Linked DNA regions of Mus musculus: region 2 is linked to region 1. A link is a loop called in an ENCODE intact Hi-C map of the cell type or tissue named here. Cell type or tissue: gastrocnemius. All regions are shown on one strand.

The links. Peaks named below come from ENCODE experiments on the same cell type or tissue, not always from the same donor. Only the 100,000 strongest peaks of a DNase experiment are listed, where the experiment ranks them.
Region 2: it touches region 1 in a loop (2.5-fold over the local background); 7 of 42 quality-filtered maps call a loop at or near these places.

What each region holds. Positions count from the first base shown.
Region 1 is chr8:118,283,235-118,291,234 of GRCm38, reverse strand. Cdh13 (cadherin 13) reads right to left here and starts at 7,624. Exons shown (of 14, transcript NM_019707.5): 1 at 7,337-7,624. The coding sequence starts at 7,381. All of the region lies in intron 2 of Gm51555 (a long non-coding RNA gene), which reads left to right. In gastrocnemius, CTCF peaks have their summits at 1,525, 2,477 and 3,580 (motif pointing left); DNase peaks (open chromatin) are centred at 4,675, 5,302, 6,765, 7,457 and 3 more places; H3K4me3 peaks cover 5,322 bases; H3K27ac peaks cover 8,000 bases.
Region 2 is chr8:118,401,209-118,409,208 of GRCm38, reverse strand. The region is part of intron 1 of Cdh13 (cadherin 13); the gene reads right to left. Among named protein-coding and RNA genes, the nearest start is that of Gm24035, 21 kb to the left of the region's middle. In gastrocnemius, no CTCF peak of the experiment used is centred here; no DNase peak of the experiment used is centred here; H3K27ac peaks cover 3,792 bases.

The sequences.
Region 1 (8,000 bases):
CTTTGCGCTCCATCACAAGGCTGTCAGAGAAGTCTCCTAGACCTTGTATCTGGGTCTGATGCCTTCCTGACTTCTATTATCCATCTGTTCATCCATTCATGTTTGCTGGATGCCTACGCTGTGCCAGGTACTGTTGTGATCCACAGGAATACAGACTTGGATGAATCAGATGACAGCAATATGTGCCATCACGGGGTGGATAATTTCAGTTAGCGGTGTGCATGGTGGTTCAACCTCACACCACTGTGTTGCCTTCCTCCGCGGTGGTTGTCTTGCTTTTAAATTATTCATTAATTGATATTGATTCCCCCCTGCCAAGCAGAGCCCCCAAGAGAACAGAAACTGAATCGGCCATATTAGCAGCAGGACCCTAAGACACCACACTCTTATATGAAACACAGTTGACTGCCACAGAAATCCTAGATATCTGCAGGCCTACTGGTCCAAAGTGAATTCTCCTGCGAGCAACTTATTTCAGTCCTGAGGCCTGAGAGGGAGAGTCCCTCACCACACCCCTTTGAAAAGTCTCTATGCACCTACTTTGCCTGCAGTTTTGACTTGAACCAAGGGCCAGCCGACTTTTCTGCAAAGAGACAGACGGCATTGAAGGCCAGGCAGCTCTGACTCTGTTGTTCAAGCACAAAGCAGCCAGTAACAATGCTATAAACAAAAGAGGGGTGGCTTCAGTCCAAGAAAACTATTTATAAGAACGAGCTTCAGGCAGGAACCAGCCCACAGGCTATAACTTGTCACCTCTGAGTCAGATGTCCCCAAATGCCTACAGCTCCTGGCAGTTGAGGGTGAGCCTGTCCTGCCCAGCCCAGCTATGGATCCTACCCCAATTCTGAAGCACATGCCCCAGGAGGACACAGCCGCCATCTCTGTCCTGGATCACACAACACAAATGGTATTCCTCCACCTGGAAGCGAGGCAACAGCCCACGGGGACCAGAGACAGGGATGATGGCTGCCACATTCCCTTGCAGGTCTCCAGGCTCTGCAGGAAGATGAGCTCACTTCTGGCCCTCCCTGGGCATGTGTCAATGCTTCCGCCCTCCACCCAGCCCAGCTTGTATTCATCTGGGAGACACGGGGTCTTTGTGCCTCTACAGAAGATGGGTGACACTGGGTGGTGTCTTTGAAGTTAGATGTGACATGCCAAAACGTGCCTGTTGCTAATGTTAATTTTCAAGAACTTGACTTTGGCTGGCAGTGGGAAAAAAAAAATCACTTGACTTCTGGATTGTATAGTTATTTTTACCCTCCCTTGGGAGTGGGGGGTGGGGGTTGTAACTATGGCAAAGAGTCCTCAGAGGCCTGCTCAATACAATGGGACGAGACACACAGGTTACTGTAATGTTTGTGGAGCCAGAGAACATCTACAGCACTGGTACTGCATTCAGGACCACAGTGAGAACCAAATGTTCAAGACAGATGCGAACCATCACCAGCAGTGTGGAGGTTTGAATGAGAAATACTCTCCATTGGCTCAGGTGTTGAACACTTGGATCCCACTCAGTGGCGCCATCTGGGGAGCTGATGTACCCTTGCTGAAGAAGTCTATCACTGGGAGGGGGGGAGGGGAGGGGGCAGGCTTTGGGTTCATAGCCTTGCCTCACTTCCAGTTTGTTCTCTGCTTCGTATTTGCAATTGAGAATGTGATTTCTCAGCTACCCGTTCCTGCGCCCCCCCCCACACCCCCGCTCCTGAAACATGGGGATGTGGAGGGTGTAACATATCACAGGTCACATATCATATCTCTAACATACCAGGCTTCACAGTGACTCAGCGCTGCAGGGACGCTGCAGGTCTACATGTCATTACTGTGAGTGGAGCCTCCAGTCTGGGTACTGTTAATCCCCAAGAGCTCTGATAATAATTTTCTGGGGGAGGAGGGGCAGCCTTGGTGCACCCACAGCCACATCTGTGTATTTCATCATAGGGATCCAAAAGCCACCTGCTCCTCCCTTTCATCACCTTCATTACTGTGTGCCACTATTACTATGTGAATGTGTGGTGTGTGTGCACATGTGGGGTCAGGGAGTGCATACACTTGTGTGCACTTGTTCAGAGTCTACACGACTGCTCCACCACTCCCTGTCGTGTTCCCTTGAGGCAGGTTTTCTCACTGAATCTGAAGGTGGACTGGTGGCCACCAAGCCCTAGTGATCCTTCTGTCTCCGTCTGTCATGGCGCCGGGGTTTCAGACACATTGGTTTTGGGGGGATTTTTAAACCCAAGTCCTGATGTTTGTACAACAAACACTCTTACCCACAGGGCCAATACCCCATGCCCATGCAACTTCCTTTTAAAGTAACATATCACTAAGAAGTTATCCATGTTGATTGGATTGAGCCTCAGTTTATGAGAACAGAGTCATTCAGTGATGGGTTCAAGGGCGTGGAATTCCTACAGTGGGTGCTGTGCTTCGGGGAGGGGCTGGGGAGTTTTCTGACCAAATGCAAAGTAGGTTCTGTCCTGAAGGGGCAGTAGTGGCTCAGCTCCTGCCAACCAGCACCACTTAGAAAGAGAGCTTAAATAAATAGCAAGGGCCGCCGAGTTTTCAAGAAATGCAGGGAACCTGAAGCATCTTTCAAAGATATTGATGTCATGAATTTAAAAAAAAAAATGGGCACCAGTTGTCCTCTCCCCCCCACCCCCACCCATTGGTTCAAGCAGACCAGGGGCTGCCAGTCTGCAAGCCCTGTCCAGAAGCCAGAGCAGAAGCGTTGGGACACATCCCAGCAAGCAGATGGCAGGAGCTCCAGTCTGCTAATCACCCAATCCACCTCCCCCTCTGGGCTCTGCCTAGGTGGGGAGATGTCTCAGATGCCAGTCTTAACCCAAGAGAGAAGGAGGACTCTCACTTTTAACCCGAGGATACAGCCACCATCCCACATCTGTGGTGGCAGAGGAGACGAGCCCTGGAGAATTGTGTTGGCAGCATCCCTCAGGAGGCCAGATTCTCCAAGGCGTCTGGACACCTTGCTGACAGCTAAATGGAAGGAGGGCCCAAGCCTCTGGCTACTTGACTTGATTCTACCAGACTGGTCATTGTGATTGGATGACAGACGAATATTTCCCTCTCCTTTTCAGGAGGTGCTGGGGCACAAGCTGAGACTGGGGGATTCACTCTTCTGGATGGTGTGTCTTGGGGGGAAAAATTATCTTCTTTCCCAGACGGAATGGTTTCTGCTTCTGCTGCCTGAAGAACAAAGCCAGATCCAACCAAAATCAAAAGGCCAGGACATGTCCAAACTTCATTATAGTCCAGACTGCGTTGTCTGCAAAGCCCTTTGAAAATCACTCCTGCCTTCGCCTTTCTAGGGAAGGAAGGATGGAGGAGTGAAGATAGAACAGGGACCACAGCAACGAGAAGAAGGGAAGAGAGAAGGATGAACAGCTCAATGGGGAATGACAGAACCTCCCATCCAGGACAGCCTGTAGCAGAAAATCTCGAAGAAAGAGACTTTCCTTCTGAAGGACCCGCTTTGCTTCACAGGAATTCTCCAGACCGAGAACTGCAGGCTCGGGATTTTGTAAGGCTGTGGATGGAGCCCCCTTCTGGAGAAAAATTTCACCAGGTACAAAACAAGATCAAACCACACAAAGATGGGCATGTGTGCGCACACACGCAACCGCTGACCGATTTTTGGCTGTTAGGATAATGTGCCTGTCAGCCAGGGAGGGATGGAAAGGGCAGCTTTGGCTTCCACAAAACAGGAGTTACCTGGGCTCCTAGGGTAGCTGTACTTCTAGACAGCAAGGAAAGATAAGGTTTTGAAGACATGAGCGCTCCCTTCATCCAGAGAGTTAACTTCAGGTGACCAAGTGATTGTCATAGCTGATTGTCATAGCCAAGTCCTAGTTCCTGAAGATAGTACCATGGCTGGGTATAATTTTCTTGGAGGGTGGGGGAGGATGGGTGATTTTACTTTAACACACAGAGGATCTTCTCTTCTAGAAGAGAGGAGGTAGAAGAGGAAGATCTGCTAAGAAGACCTTTGAGGCTTCCAGTAACATGCTGGAGTTACATAAATCCAGGTCACTTACTCAGCCTGGCGGTGTATTAAAACTATTTTGGGGTTTGCTAAAAATATTTATAAGAGTGTTTAGACATGTGAACTTTTACCACTTTAAATCCTTGGTCCCCTAGAACTTTTGAACAGTGCAGGCTGCCTTAAGCAGGAGCCACAGGCTGGAGGTGCCCTCTCAGGCTCTGAGTCCCTGCCCTCATCGGAAAGGCTTTGCACATGAACCAGGCTCTTAAAATAGAATGGGCAGAGTGGCGGCCACATGAGAAGTTGTGGAGACTCACTTAAAGTCCTGAAATGCCAGACTCTCACTCTCTCTCGGGGAGAACTTTCCCACTTCAAGCCAGAGCCACAGAATCCCAGGGAATACTTCTCGGGAACACATGGAGGGACAGTCTCAAGACCTGAGCCACTCCCTAGAAGTTAATTCTTGGGGGATTGCTCATGCATTGTGCGAAGCTGGGCTGGGTGGAAGTGCTGCCTCCCAGGAGTGGGCAATCCCTACCACAGTGGAATTTCTAACTCACACTTCTGCTCCTTTGGGTCAGTGGCCAAATTCCAGCTGCTGCTTCCGGGACAGGTTTTCCCAGAACACCCGGGGTGGGGGTGAGAAAAAAGGTCTTCTAGTCCTTATTGTTTAGAACCGCGCCCCCCCCCCCCAGCCCACCTCACCCCCAATGCATGCAAATGTGGAAGGTGGCAAGTCTGCCAATGAGCAGCCAGAGACTGATAGCTTCCAAGCTGGGCCCAGTGCCTGCTTTATGTTTGACTGCATGGAAAAACACACACAGGCTTGCCCTAGCTCTGCAGGGCAGTGAGTAATTCACTTTTTCACATTGTTTTTGTCATTCCTCTGTTTCCTTTCTGCCTCAGGAAAGTTTGGGTTGGGCTTGTTGACTCAAAGGCACTGAGACACCCCACCACCACCACCACACACACACATATGTTCATTTTTCTTGGAGGCACAAAGACCCAAGCCTCCAACCCCCTGCGTTTAAGCCTGTTGTTGGTGAACTCCGCTGCACCTTGCATGGGGTGGAGACTATTTCCCCTCCAGGTGCTTCAGCCCAGAGAACAGCAGTCACTATCTTCATGCAGATGAGCGCTCTGATTATGCAAGACAATCAAAGTGAGAGCTAAAACCCCCCAGGGCTGGCCATTTATTTACAGTTCAGAAGCAACTGAGTGGGCTTTTAAAGCCACCTTTGCCAGCCGGCCCTGCGGGAGAAGAAGACACCCCTGTTGCTCTGCAGAGGTGCCCCATAGGAAGCCCCTAGGCCCCTGGCAGGCTCCCCGGAGCTCCCCCACCTCCACCCCCAGTCTGCTGTGCCCATAGATAAGCATCAGTTTGCATGAGCCCTGGAACCTAATACATACTAAGACAGGAGAACTAGAAAAGTCCCGGGTAAGGCAGGAGTCCATGCCCCAGATGCCAACCGCTCCCAGAGAGGCGGGACTTGTGAAATCCACTGCCTAGGGCTGCCTGTTGCACGCTGCCTTGTTCACCCAGCAGGTCCAGGGTTGATGATGGTAATAGATTCTTCTACTGTGGAGAGCCTGAAAGCTCAGCTTTGCCCATGGTGGGTCTACTAGCATTAGAGGACAGGAAGGATCTGTCTGGATCTTTCTACCCAGGTGTGCTCTGCCCCACCTTGCGAAATTAGGAGGCACACAACCTTCTCTGCCTTAGGGATAGTTAGAGCCCTGGAGAGGTGGGGAGCTGCTTCCAAAGCAACGATGGGATCCATAGCAGGGCCCTAGAGAATCAGCTAGAAAACCTCTAATAGAAAAGAGCAACAACTGTGTGTGCCCCAGGACTGTGTGTCCACTGACAGAGATGTCAGAACTCAGGACAGGAGAGCCTGCCCAGCAGAAAGCATCTTACTACTCTGTCACCCAGGGTCCTGGCAGGGTCACACACTCACACACACACCCTTGGGTCATTTCTATGGTCATTGCATTTCTGGGGTGCCAGCTCCTCTCCAGCAGCCATCTCCCCTTAGAAGGCTTCCTACCGAACCCTGACTTCATCTCCAGTTTCCCACTTCATGTACAACCCCGTGCCTCTTCCACTGGAACCCAAGAATCCTGCCCAGAAAACTCAACACCCATGCCTCAGGCATTCCCGCACCCCCCCCCCCCATTCTCTCTGCATGGCCCTGCACTTCTGCAACTACCCACTTGTAGACTGCCAGTTCTAGTTCCCAGAGGCTGCCTAAAAGGACAAGGAGGGACCGAGCCAGTATGCCAGCATGCTTCCTGGAGCTTCAGTCCTTAGAGGAGGACTGGGCGTGCCTCCTCAGCCTCCAGTGCCTCTGGCCTGTCCCCTAAGTGTTGCTTTCCTACACCCAAACTTCCAGGGATCTCCGAGCTTCAGCCGGGCTGAGGAGAGCCCCAACATGCCTCTCCTGCTCTCCCAACCTTGCCCTGGCACCGCAAGGATCTGGAGGGTTATCTGCCAGGCAGCTGCAGCCTGGTGAGGAGGCTTGAACTTTTCCTTGTGCTCAGCGCCACCCGCCCGCCCGGGGAAGACAACAGAGGCTGCAGCCTGGGCTCGGGCAGGAGCTCCAGCTGTCTGGACAATGGGGGCCCAAGGGGCTGGGGGTAGTGGGCCTGCGCTATGCAGAGGAGACCGGGGATCGTGCTCAGGCCCCTTTCAGCCCGGAGCTGGAGAGCCGGAAGACCCCAAAGCCGGAGCGGCGGGCGCCTTGCTTTGAAAGACAGCAGCAGCCGGGCTGCGGAGATCCGCTGGCGGGAGGCGCCTTGCAGCTCGCCAGCCGAGCTGGGCGAAGAGAGGACGAGCGCCCCGGGAAGTCAGTGATGCCAGCTCCGGCCTCTCCCAGCCCGGCTGCCGGCTGAACCGAATGGCTCTTCCCGCCCCCCCTCCTCCCGGCTAAGGCACTGGGCTACGGGGCAAGCACAATCCCTAGGAGTCGCCTCGAAAGGAGTGTGTATCCGATGCACGAACCTCGGGAGGAGGCGAACCAAAGTTACCCTACTTGATGTCAGCCAGGATGTCGCTTTGCTTGCAAAAAGGCTCTGTCTTCCCTAGAATGAGCTTACACGCGCACACACACACACACACACACACACACACACACACACACACTAGCCGGCAAGAGGAGCCAGGCTCCTCTAGGATCGGAGCTGAGGGTGACCTCGCATCTGAGCTAGCCGGGTATATCTGCACGGCGGCTAGCAGAAGCCCCGCGTCCCTCCGATTGCTTCTGGCCATCACCAAGCAGGGCGATCTGAATGCAGAAAGCTGGTGGGAGCGCGCTGACTGCGGCTCACATTCCCTACCTGGGACAGCAGGACGCACAGGGTGAGCGGAGTTCTCGGCTGCATCTTGCCCGACTAGAAGAAGCGCCTGGCGGCGTTTGCATTCACACACGCGGCTGCACTGAGCATATTTTCCGTGGGAGCCAGCCTTTGAGGAGAGGCTCTGCCTCGCCAGCCAGCCAACTTCCCAAATAGATCAGCGGCAGCATCGCGAAAGCATTGGGTAGCGGCTGATGACCAGGACCAATGGCTTTACAAGACGGATTCCTTCATAACGCTCCCTCGTTTTGCATGGCAGATAGGGGCGAGCACCTCGCAGGGAGAGCCCCCTCCGAGCAAGGAGGCGGCACGTTGGCTTTTTTTTTTTTTTTTTTTTTGACTCCTGGTGCCCAGCCTCACAAATCAGGCTGGGCAATGCCAACTGATTCCACTTTCCCTAGGAACTGGAATTGCACCCGGGACCGGCAGCCACTTCTAACACATTGCGAAAAAAGATTCTCTTTATTAAAATGTTAATAAGATCCACTTTATTCCCAATAAATCACATAAAATGACCCCCGCAGCCGCAGCCCTCTATGCCCTAAGAGTCTTGCTGGTAGATTTCTTTGGCTTTGTTTTTCGTTCGCCCTCTCCCCCTCACCCCCCCCCCGCCCCCATCGGCCCCCAAAGTGGCTCAGCCACCGGT
Region 2 (8,000 bases), 120 kb before region 1:
GATACTGGGTGCTGTCTGTGGAAAATGATGTGTGATCAGATTCCAGTCAGAAGTCGTGACAAGCCACGGGGGGGCGGGGGGGTATTTAAGGCACAAAGTGCATGAGTTCTGAGCAATAAGAATAGCCCATGCAAAGGCCCTGTGGTACCCGGTATGTTCTAGAACTAGAGAGAAGGCGGGTATAGCTGCAGCTGCATCATATGTCTAAACGAAATCTGCAGAGAGAGATAATGGTCTGCCTTTCCCACAATTGTACAGGAAATGCCAAGCCTTGTACCTGAAACCCTAGACAGGTCTGTGCACCTCCAGAACTACACAGGAGATCGCTATTTTTCCTTAAAAATTCATTAAGCTTTTTTAGTCACTCCACAGCAATCACCAGGATAATGAAGGATAAACAGACAAACCACCCAGGATGCTCCCAAGAGCCTGCTGATCCGAAAGACATGGACAAATGGATGCAAAGCAAACAGAGAACTAGCCCCCTCCTCTAGCACACCTTATCCTTGCTATCAGCACCCAAGTAATGGCTCGGGGCTTCCAGGAAGTGTCTCCTTTACGTTCCTCCACGTCTAGCAATGGTCTACGGACTTCAACGCAACCTATCCAAGAGCGCAGCTATCTGGGAGAGATGGAGAGAAAGAATCAGAGCTGGAGAGTCAGACTGCTAATGAGTAGAAAGTTGAGGTTGGCTTGAATCCTGAGAGTTAAAGACTCCAGGGTTTATTAAATAGCATCCTCTCACATATATTTTCTATTAATTCTTTGTGGTGGCTCCAGCTAGGTTCTGTGCTTGAGAACTGTGTGTATTAGGAGATAATATTTTCGAAATTCATGAGCATATTTTGTGCCAGAAAGTACAAGCTTAAATAATTTTCATTTTATGAAATGCACATAACAACATTGAGCTAATCCATTCCAATGGCCCTGAACTCTCAGGAGCCTTGGGATCCAAAATATTTAGGGATAACAAGGAGGATCCTGGCCACCACCACCACGCTCATCCTCTTCATGTTACTGGAAGTTGGGATCGGGGATGGGAGCAAAGAGTAATACAGAGGAAGGTTAAGTGTGAGTCACTCAGAGACAAGAAGAGAAACACACCAGCCCAGGATTCCCCTGGTGGCCAGGTTCCTCTATTCTAGACCCTAATTTCAGTTCTTTTCCCTCTGTATTTGATGCTGTCAGAATCCACCATCCATTAAAGGCTTCAACTGTCATTTTTCTTTGTCTTTAGCCTTAGGAGCCATCATGTCCATTTTGCCTGCAAGAACCCAGGATAAACAGAAATCATTTTTCTTGTTATCTGAGGCTATTATATTTTGATATTGTTTTTTTCTGTCATGAAAAACCTTAGACATATTCACATACGCCAGGAGAAAGAAAACCTTTTTAGGCATCACTTTCAATTTCATAGCTTTGAATCATTCTTTTTTTTTTTTTCCACCCATCACAAATATGCTCCATTAAGCCTGGGACCTTACAACTTGGAAAAACACTAACTTAAACAAATGGAAGTTGTTGAGATCTGAGACAAAGGAAGAATATGTTTTTAAAGTGTTTGTGTGACTTTTAATCCTATCTAGATCATAAGCTTTTCAGCTCCCGGCTGGCTGGCTCCTTTGCTGTAAATCATCTACCATGTACCTGACAGGATGCTGTGTGAAGGGATCAAGTGGCCTCAGGAAATGGACCAAGACTTAGCAGCTGCTTGGGGTGGAAAGAATGAGAAGTCCTTGCTCACACGGAGCTGCCTTGGAATGTTAGGCCGTGGCTAGATCCAGAACACGCTGGGCACCCCAACGTCCTTAGGAGAAATGAACCGTTGGGAATGACATAGTGCTCTCAAGTCCTGCCACAGGTAGACACTTTTTTTTAAATCTTTTTTTTCTTTTATTTTTCTTTTTTAAAATATTTTAACTTATTCACTTTACCTACTGCCCCCCCACTCCCAGTCATCTCCTCTCACAATCCTTCCCCCATCCTTGCTCCCCCTCTACTCTGAGCAGGTGGACCCCTCCCCCGCCAGTGTCCCCCAACCCTAGCATATCAAGTCTCTGCAAACCTAAGTGCTTCCTCTCCCACTGAGGCCAGACAAGGCAGCCCAGCTACAACATATTCCACATACAGGCAACAGCTTTTGGTATAGCTCCCATTCCAGTTGTTTGGGACCCAGATGAATAACAAGCTGCACATCTATTACATATGAACAGGAAAGCCTAGGTCCAGCCCATGTATGTTCTTTGGTTGATTGTTCAGACTCTAGAGCCCCCAAGGGTTCAGGTTAGTTGACTCTGTTGGTCTTCCTGTGGAGTTTCTATCCCCCTAGGGGCCACAATCTTTCCTCCTATTCTTCCATAAGAGTCTCCAAGCTCCATCCAATGTTTGATTGTGGCAGAGCATGGTCTTAAAGGATGTATTTGGCCCCAGCCCTTTCCTGTTTCTCTTTGCTGACTAGCCACGAGCAGACTTCCACAGGTAGACACTTAATCCATATCAGAGAACTGGAAACCCTTCCCTAAGAAGTCCGGCCTATGAATCACTTACATCAAAGGGCTGCAGTAACCTTTTAGTAACAACAGTCTAAATGTTTCACTCGCTCTACACCCTTACCAAATCATAAACAATGGAGTCAACTGACTGTAGCCCAGATCATAGTATGCCCATTCCCTGAACTCAGTGTCTCCACCTACCACCCAACCGAAGAGAAAAATCCAACACTCACTTCTCTGATGACGGCTTGAACAGAAGACCAAAAGAAACACCTCATTGTGTCTAAGTGTGCGGCATCACCACAGCTGTGACTAGACATCCAGAAAGCCAGTCATGACCTGGGTGCTTGTGTCTAACTGACATCTAATGCTGCTCTGCTTGGAGCAACAGCGAAGTAAAAGCCATTGAAAATGTCTGTGACCTGGGAAAGTACAGTGTCCAGTAGACGGTATGAGCAAAATTTCGTTTTTTGTTTGTTAGGTTTGTTTTTGTTTTCGTATTTTAAAATACTAGATTAAGGTAGAATTCTCCTGATCTTCGCAAGTTTGAAACCAAGTGATCATACCAAATCATAACTGCCATAGTAAGTATCATTGTTATTTGGGGACATTATCAGAGCTGCAGTTTAATAAACTGAAAAGGCTGGCCAGGCATTGCTGTTGGTTGGTTGGTTGGTTGGTTGGTTGGTTTTAATTGGCTCATTTGGAAAGACATGATGTTCTAAAGATTTACTTACTTTTATTTATATGTCTGTCTGTCTGTCTGTCTTTCCTGCATGTATATCTGTACTCCACACTTGTGAAATGCCCGTGGAAGAAAGGAAAGGGTGTCAGAAACTCTGTAGTGGAGGTACTAAGTAGCTACGGTGGTGCAGGGACTTGAACTCAGGTCCTCTATATGAACAACGAAACTGTTCTTAACCACTAAGCTGCCTCTCTCGCTCCTGTAGGGTTTGAATATTTAATGTTGGGTCAGGATGGTGCTTCTTTCCTGCCATCTCTGCTTCTAGATAGAACAAAACACAGCATCTGGAACATTCTATTAGAAAAAAAAAAACAACCAAGTATATTCATACCATGACATTCCCTACTGAATCTATGACCTTTGAACCTTTTTGTTTTAAAGACCCTGTGTGGATGAAGATGCTAACACATGGCTTCATGATCTGACTAAGAAGACTAATAATACTTGACTGCCTCAATTAAGGTTTACCCCAAAGCAGAACCCGACACAAAGAGCCGGCCACACATAATGTATTTACGACTTTATCCCAGTAAATATATGGGAAAATGAGGCAGGGGAGGGAGATACAAGCATGGGCAGACATTAATGAGCAGCTCCATGCTACAGATATCTAGGGCTCAGCTTTGAAGAGTTGGCTCGAAGAAACCAGGAGGGATTTGATGTAAAATGGTTCCACAGGGTGCTGAGGGGTGAGGGATGCATTTATTGAACGTTTTCCAAGAGTCTAGGGGCACCTTTAACCTCCCCGTTCCCTGGACTGGTCTGCTAGGTACTTGACAAGCTCTATTTGCTGAGAAAGGAGGTAGGCAGAGCAGAGAGAGACACTGCCAAGTGTCCACAGGACTGAGGGACATCAAACCCCATTCCCTCAGCATGACCTAAATTCTCCACACTACTCATCCACTCACTCATGTCTGGATGTGCAGGAGCCAGCGGTTTCAAGTTTTCTGGGATTGCCGTCACCCTTACATATCCAATGCCTGTTACTCTGACTCAATCAAGTATGTCCCATTTGCTTGCCCCAGAAGAGCCCAACTGACCCATATCAGAGTGTTTATCAAGTCCCCAGGATTGGCAACATCTTCTGCTATTAGGTCCCCAGCTGCAGACAAACCCTTTTCTGCTAAGCACAAAAAAGAGGTCTCTGGTGCACCAAGTACCAAGTTCAGTGTCTTAGCACCCATCAGACTCTTAGCTGCTCATAGTTCTGGCTTTTCCTTTCTTGGGTTTTGGTGTGAGCACTCAAGGTGTGACACCACTCCTTCCAGGCTAGAAGGCTGGCCCACAATGACTTGCCAGTGGCATTTTAAAAAGTTACAGCATTATTAGCAAAACATGTACTTCCCACCAGCATCGGTCAACGTTCTCCCACCCCATCAATCACCTGAAAGTTGAGCTTTAAACCCACCCCCAAGCTGTTCTGGAAGCCCTCTAGGTAGGGTAGCTATTGCTTGCAATTCAATGTTGACATAATTCTTTGAGAGCTAGCTCTCTAAGCCTTCCTTCAGGGCAAGTGAAAACAGACCAGTCCCCAGGCTAAGCTTCCTTTGAAAAACCTGGAAGCTCACAGCAGCTGTCTCTGGGTTTTGAATTAGAGTGGAAACTTCAAATATCAAGCAAACTGCTCAGATTTAAATAGGGTTTTGGTCATTTATTCAAAGTGCCCACAAAATGCCTATTTAAAGTCAACCACAAAGAGCCAGGGCTGTAAAGTAGTTGCCACTTTAGGGACATCATTTCGAAGTAGGATGACAGACCCAGGGGTCTGGGGAGATGGATCCACTGGTGACGTGCTTGTCAAGTGAGCATGGGGACCTGAGTTCAATTCCCAGAACCAACATATGGAAGATAGTCATACTGCTGTGTGCTTGTTACCCTAACAGTGAGGAGTCAGAAACAAGTAAAGCACTAGTGCTCACTGGCCAGTCTGGCAAACATAGTTGGCAAGTTCCAGGCAACTAAGAGACCTCTATTTCAAATGTGAAGGTAGAAAGTACCGGAGGAACCCACACAGAGAATGACCTATGACCTCACATGGGGTGCACACACATGAATACACATATAAGAGAGAGGTGTGTGACAATCAATCAGTGCTGTGATCTGACCACTGTAGGACCCCACAAGATTCGTGGAAAGCAAGGGTAGAACAATGTATATTTGGGCGTGGGTTGAAGGAGGTGCAGTGATGTCCCATGGGTTCTGATGGATGAGTAAGAATTTTCCAGACAAAGAAGAAGGAAACGTCAAAAGTTGAGCATTCTGTTGGGGAAAGGTGGATCTGAGATAGGAATGCTTCACCCCGCCCCCATCCTTGGTTCTCCTGGGTGTCTGTTTCTTAGACTGTCAGTGGGAGAAGAAGAACTGTGTGTAGTGATCGGCTCATACATCACCCTTCTGCTGTCTGCCTGACACAGTGCTAAATACAAAAACACATTGTCTCAGTTTATATGATTCCCATTTCTTAGAAGAGGAAAGTGGGGCAGACAGAGGCTAAGGAAACTGTTGAACTAGCCAATCCTCCTGAGTTGGCAGATATTCTAAAGGAGAAGTCAACCTGTGAGAACCTATAATGCAGCACTTGCTTTGTGCTAAGAACTGAACAAATGATTCTGTTGCTATGACCACAGCTGTCCAAACTTGGACCAAATCCTCCCCTGCCAGGAGGGCATCAGTATTCACATTCTCTTCTTGGGAGCACTGCCCTGCTCTTTGTCCTTCTCCACACTTTTTGACTACTCCTAATTTATGGCCAATAACCATTTACTTAACAAATGGGCTCTTGACCAAGCGCTCTTACCAACAAATGCAAACAATCCATTCTCACAAGCTACCTCTTCCTGATTTTCTCCTAATAGTCCTCTCCCATCAAACACTGTGAAGTGAGCTTCCTACTTTGAAAACACCATGTCTTCCTCTGTTTGCAGTCCTCACCCAAAGAGCTCTGTTCTCTCCAGATAGAACCCTCAGCCATGTAACTTCCATATAAGGTAGAAGCCACCAAACTTGCAAAGTCACTTGAGCTTTCTCCAAGCTTCAGTGTTCACATTCTCTTCACTGTGCTCATATCACTGCTGCAGCCTGGGCACAATTTAAGTTTGTAAAATATTTAACAAGGCATACAATCAGAGCAAACATCTACCTATCTAATGACCTTCTGCAACATAAATAGCCCCTAATGGTCAGTCTAGCTGCAAGGGATTCCAGCAACATCTCATTTTAGTTTGGTTCAGCTTTGCCCCACAACTTGAAGTTAGAGACTTTATTCACCTTAATCATCGGCAAATGTCAGGAAAATAAATAAATGGATGGATGGATAGATGGATGAGTGGATGGGTGCACAGGCAATGGGCCCAAATGAAAAATGGAAGAAATAAGAGGATAAGAACAAGGTAATTTAAGTGACAATTCTAAACTTGAAGTCTTAAATTTTTTTCAGAAAAAAATTCACACAATGAAAAAGCAACCCATGAAAACAGTTATAGGAAGATATAATGTTTGAATGACATTACCTCCTTAGGGACTCCAGACTAATATTGTGTGCCTCTTCTCTATTTTCATCATAACCAACTTTAATAGCATTCTTTATTCTCATATATAGAACATAAAATGAGGAGGTCAGAGGACATATGGAATGCTCTGTGTCTGTGAGTATTATGTGGGGTTGAGAACAGGGTTTGCATCCCATATGGGCCTTGCTGGTCATATGTCAGCAGCAGAGAGGAAAGAAAAATGGGTTTGGGCTGCAACACACAGCTGACTACCAATTGCTGCAACCAGCTGGATTTGGTTAAATCCAGCAAAGAGAATATTTACCAGGTTATCACCAAGTCTCTCTGCCCCCCCCCCCTGTTTTAGTCCCCTGCCTCTCTTTCAACAAGTCTATTTTTTATGGTTATATTAAAAAGAACTTTGAAACTGCCTTGCTTGAGTTTCCATTAAAACACATGATTACTCTCCCAAAATGTCATTTCAATTATAGAAACTCAATAATGAACCCAAAAAACCCTCCTGTGCACTCTGTGACAAGCGCTAGTTGAGGTTTGGGGTTTATTATTATTAATAATAAAAGGAAGTACGCTAAATGAGTTGGCTTTTAGAGATTGTCATCAGAAGCCTGGCTTGCAGAGGCCTGTGGGCAGCTGCTTGGCATTCAGCTGTGTCATCACAAGGGATAGAGCTGCTTAGAAATCTGAATAAATTAATAAATAAGCTTTGCTATAAAGATATTGATCCAGCTGCCCTGGAGAGAGAACACCCCACTGTCTCCCGTTGTGCAGAAACCAGTCTCTGCTAGATAAATCTCAGAGTTAGTGGAATGGTACTTCTGTGTCACCTCTCACAGGGGACTTACTCCATCTCCAGCAAATGGAGAGATGCTACAGGTGCTGTCATTGACAGAGCAACAGATATCTACTGCCTAAAAGTTCAGGCCCCAAGACGAACTCCAAACAGTGACATTCCCTCGTGGTATTCATTTGGTCTGTCACTCCACAATCCTGTATTCATTTATTCAATGATGATTATTAATGCAGATCTGTTTCTGTTTGAGACTGATCACCCAGGAGAACCATGGGATGTTAACATTTATGTGTGAGGGCTCTGGGGCAGAGGCAGACATGGAAGGTTCTTGTTGAACATGAAATGTAAATCTGGTATGAGGCAGGGGAGTCGCCATGGACTTTGTTCGGTACTGACAACAGTTCTGTGCCCATCCACAGAGAGCAAAACACTAATAGAATACAGTCCTCTAGTTTTTATGCTCT